2 separate regions of the Mus musculus genome follow, and region 2 is linked to region 1. A link is a loop called in an ENCODE intact Hi-C map of the cell type or tissue named here. Cell type or tissue: gastrocnemius. All regions are shown on one strand.

The links. Peaks named below come from ENCODE experiments on the same cell type or tissue, not always from the same donor. Only the 100,000 strongest peaks of a DNase experiment are listed, where the experiment ranks them.
Region 2: a loop joins it to region 1, with 1.9 times the contacts of the local background. A loop is called at or near these places in 3 of 42 quality-filtered maps.

The regions. Positions count from the first base shown.
Region 1 is chr6:38,596,209-38,598,708 of GRCm38, forward strand. The region is part of intron 7 of Luc7l2 (LUC7-like 2 (S. cerevisiae)); the gene reads left to right. Among named protein-coding and RNA genes, the nearest start is that of Klrg2, 40 kb to the right of the region's middle. In gastrocnemius, a CTCF peak has its summit at 1,481 (motif pointing right); no DNase peak of the experiment used is centred here.
Region 2 is chr6:38,504,523-38,507,022 of GRCm38, forward strand. Ubn2 (ubinuclein 2) reads left to right here. Exons shown (of 17, transcript NM_177185.4): 17 at 1-2,500. Among named protein-coding and RNA genes, the nearest start is that of Mir7670, 1.6 kb to the right of the region's middle. In gastrocnemius, no CTCF peak of the experiment used is centred here; a DNase peak (open chromatin) is centred at 1,323.

The DNA.
Region 1 (2,500 bases):
AACTGAAATAAAAGGATTGGCAGCTTTGAGACTAGCTTAATCTGTGTAGTACGTTAAGTTACATAGTGAGTTCTCATTCTCCCCAAAATGAAAAAAAAGCAGGTGTAGTTGTTCATATCTGTAATCTTAGCACTCAGGAGAGTAACTAGTTTAAAGCTATCTTGCCCTGTAGTGTAAGACTACCTTAAAAAAAAAAAAAAAAAAAGCCGAGTGGTGGTGGCACACGCCTTTGATCCCAGCACTGGGGAGGCAGAGGCAGGCGGATTTCTGAGTTTGAGTCCAGCCTGGTCTACAGAGTGAGTTCCAGGACAGCCAGGGCTACACAGAGAAACCCTGTCTCAAAACAAACAAACAATATTTGAGAAAAGAGCTTAAAAAAATAAAGATTTATTTGACTTGTGGTCTCAGAAGTTTCAGCACCTGGTTTGCTCGCTACATTTCTGTGAGCCGAACATCCTGGTGGCTGAAAGATACAACCAGCCATGGTAGAGAAAAGTTGCTTACTTCAAGATGTTTTCAGAACAAGTCCAGGGATAATAACCACCCTTCAAAGAGCCTATTTCTTTGAACTAGGTCACACCTACTGGTTTCTGTAACCTAACAACAATTAGAATCTGCCAGTAGGTGCTGGAGAAATGGCTAAGAACATTTGCTGCTCTTTGAGGAGACCTGAGTTCAGTTCTTAGCAGCCACATTGAGCAGTTCACAACTGCCTGTAACTCCCAACTCCATGGGATCTAAAACCTTCTGACCTCCATGAATATCCACAAGCTTGCAATACACATGTATACATCTAAAAAAAAATTGTCAGTATTTATCCATTAGTTAAAATAGTTAGGGTCCAGTTAGCTCTGAATGATTAGATATGCCAGCTGGGGACCAGATCATCAGCATGTCAGAGTTTGGGGAACATTTTACACTTTTCACATTTACATTGCTATTCCTCTCTTAACAAATGATAGATTAAGGTAGGATATATAACTTCCCCCTGGTTGCACAATGAATGAATAGAACTATATATAGTTAAGACAGTCCAAAGCATACTTTAAACATGCTTGCCATTATATATACATTCATACCACAAGATAAACTACTGCAGTGTTGTACTCATCATGGAATTGGAATTGTTTATTGAGTTCTGAGATTGTACTGGGAAATGAGAAGAGTATGCTATATAAGAGTATAATCTGGGGCTGGATCATTTGGAGGTTGGAGAAATGGCCCAGAGTAGCAGCACTCACATGGTAGCTCACAACCATCCATAACTCTACTCTAGTTCTGGGGCGCCAGTGTCTTCTGACCTCACACATGTACATGGTTAACATACATATACACATGTAGGCAAAGACTTTTTTTTTTTTTTAAACAAAATCATGACTAACATACATGTACACATACAGGCAAAAAAAATTTTTTTTAAAGATTCATTTTGTGTATATGAGTACACTGCTGCTTTCTTCAGACAAACCAGAAGAGGGCACCGGATCCCATTACAGATGGTTGTGAGCCACCATGTGATTGCTGGGAATTGAACTCTTAAGACCTCTGGAAGAACAGTCAGTTCTCTTAACCGTGGAGCCGTCTTTTCAGCCCTCAAAATTTTTTTAAATATGAAGGAATATAATCATTTTGGGGCTAGAGAGATGGCTTTAGTGATTGAGAACATGGACCTGCACTTGCAAAGAGGACCTGAGTCTCCTTACTAGCATTGTCCACATTGAACAGGTAATAATTTTTTGTGACTCTAGTTTCAGGGGATCCAATACTTCTAACCTTTTAAGTCATGCACACCCAAGTTTATACACACACACACACACACACACACACACACACACACACACAATTAGAAATACTAATTTTCTTATAGTCTAATTTTCTTTTTTTTCTTTTTTTTTTTTTAAAGATTTATTTATTATATGTAAGTACACTGTAGCTGTCTTCAGACACTCCAGAAGAGGGAGTCAGATCTCGTTACGGATGGTTGTGAACCACCATGTGGTTGCTGGGATTTGAACTCTGGACCTTCGGGAGAGCAGTCGGGTGCTCTTACCCACTGAGCCATCTCACCAGCCCTATAGTCTAATTTTCTTAATTTTCTGTATTCTTTATAAAAGAATATAATTTGTGTAAGTAGACAAAGGTCTAAGCTTGACATCATTTTTCTAGGACTATAGTGTGAAGTTGTAAGTTCAGAATGGTCATTTTACATATCGAAACATTTTTGTTTCCAGAAGAGAAAAGCTCAATGTAAAAGCTATAGAAAAAAAAGGTCTGTTTTTGTTCTAGTTTAGGAAGTGGGTTTTGGAGAATTAAGTTTTTATGATAAGCAGACAGTTTCAGTCACCAGAAGTATATTGTTTTCTAAGCCAGGTGCCTAGTTGAAGGAACTTCTGTGACAAGGAGGGGAATTCTATAGAGTTCTGTTGTTTGTTGGGGGAGACTCTCATTCAAGTACATGTCTTGTTTTTATAGAAGTAACATAAAAGTCAGAACTCAAGAA
Region 2 (2,500 bases), 92 kb before region 1:
AAAGCATAGATTTCCCCTCCTTACCCCTCCTTTTACAATGGTCTCTTCTCCGCTCTAAGTCCTCCCACTTCCTAGTTCAAGTTTCATTTGTGCCCCGACTGCCCCCCTCCCTGCCCCATTGCATTGTTTGTGTGCGGCACCTGCAGTAGAAAATCCCAGCTCTCCAGGTCGGTCTGGGAGCTCCTCCACCCTCCTCCTGTCTCAAAAAAGAAAAAGAAAAAAAAAGAGAGAGAAAAGAAAAAAGGAAAACAAACGAAAGTAATCACTGATATAATTTCTTGACTGTAGAAATTTACTTTACCAATAAAACAAATGAGGAGGCTATGTAAGCCCCAGTAGATATTTTGGAAAGATATTGGGATGTTGCAGAGAAGTTTGACTTGAATTTAGCACGTTAAGGTTCATTTGAAAGGTCTCTTAGAGAAACTTGATCAGCTCTTACGCCAGCACCAGGAAACTTCGTTTCACAGGCCTGCTTATACTTCATAAATTGCTGTACTGGGGTGTCTGTTGAGGAAGGCAGCCTGTACTTCATTTTCTCTACCCAGAGAGAAGTCCATGTGTGTTAGTGTCTCTTCTTGCTGATACTTGTGTATTTGTGTATTTGCAGACACATACATATTCATATAAATCAATCGATATTAAAAGTCAAACAATAATTGTAGGTTCTTAAATCCATCGATTCTGAACCATGCTATACGAAGACCCTTGATGGTTCTCTTTCCCATGTCATTTTATAAGATTACCCTGGGCTCTGAGACTATGCTGTGTAAAATATATCCTGTTTTCTGTCAGTCTTGACTCCTTAAGGACTGCTGCCAGATCCCCAGTCCAGCAACCCTTTCATGTTATACAAGTGAATCAAAGTCCTTTCTAAATGTAAATACATTTCTTTCTATATCATAACATTGAAAATGGTGTCCATACTTTATGGTTACCTGTCTTTACAGTTTTTATTACTAAACAAGCATATAAGTTGGTTATTTTTTAACAGAGACTTGCAATTCATACTGTATTTTTGCACTTAAAGTCAAATTATGTTATTTTTAAAATGGTGAATAACTGGAAAGGATATCTATAGAGCAGTGTGTATCACTAAAGAACGTTAGCAACATCCAAATGCAGAAGTAAATCAGCACACGTAGGTCCCATTCGATGGGGTCCTTGATTCAGGAATATTAAACTGTCTGTTTCCAACTGTCTTATCTTTGAAATTGCCTTCACTGATGTGATGTCTAAGCTGTTACTGTATATAAAGGTGATCCTCAGTATTCACAAGCAATAACAGTCAGCAGCGCTGTCCTCGGGCAGCAGTGCTGGACCACAGCTGGAGACTGTTTGCGAGCCAAGTGTCATGCTCACTCAGAGCCTCCAAAGTAAATGCAAGCAATAATCTCTACTAAAATCAAATTATAGTTCTTCTCCTGCTTCTGAGAACAAAGAGTGAAAATCATGATTTTAAAACAATCTGGAGAAAAGGTTTGGAGAAAAGAAGCCAAGTTAATGTATAATAACAAAGTCCTGATATTTTGAAGAAATCAAGAAGATTCAATTAGTACATTCTTTCATGCCCACCACCCCTTTGATGGATGTTATTAGCCCAAATTATCTTGTTTTGTGTCATAAACAATAAATAAGGCTTATTTGGGTCCCAGCACTGGGGAAAGAACTGGGCATATACCTGTGGGTATATATTGACTGTGGGTTTGACACCTGCTTGGAAACAGCTTATTGAAAGTGATCTTAATCCAGAATATTTTTTCCCAAAGCAGATCTAAATTGTTTACTATGCAGAGATGGAAAGGGTAGGCACCCCTATTCTCTCTCCTCTTGTTGTCCTCTCCCACAGCCCTTCCCACCTCTCCTTGATTCAAGACTTTCTAAAATGAAAATCCTACTGTTATTGCGACTGCCATTGGTTATGAGAACTCTGTTCTTTGGGAATGTCTCTAGAACTCATTGTCCTACTTGCTGCTACATTGGAAGATGATCTTTGCCTGTGTTGGCTGACTTTAACTGCTTTATTTGTAGGAGACTTTGTCATGTCCTTTGACCCTGTGTAGAAGAACTAGGGTACTTTACTTTAGGAGTGTACTATAAAAGCACACTGGTCCTCGTATTGTTAGAGAAGTTTGGGATTTGTTCCCCTTGTTGGTTTTTGTTTTGTTTTATTTTTCAAATTGAAAGTAGAAGAAAGAAGTCTATAGTCCAGGCCGGACTTGAGCACTGCCCTGTGCTTCAGCACGGTGCTTCTGCTGACCCACGTTCTCTGAAGGGCACTTTGATTTCTAGTTGTGCATGTGCGGCTCTTTGTTTGGTTTTGCTTTCAGGGTGCTTTTGGTTTTGTAAAAACAAAGCAGAGAAAAGTACAGTAGTAGATAAATGATCACAAACATGTTATGCAATTTTATTTTATAAAGTTTTAAGGGAAAAGTTTATCTCGTTGTAAATAAGTTCTTATCTCTGGTAAAATGCTTATATTACTCCTCTAAACCATGCT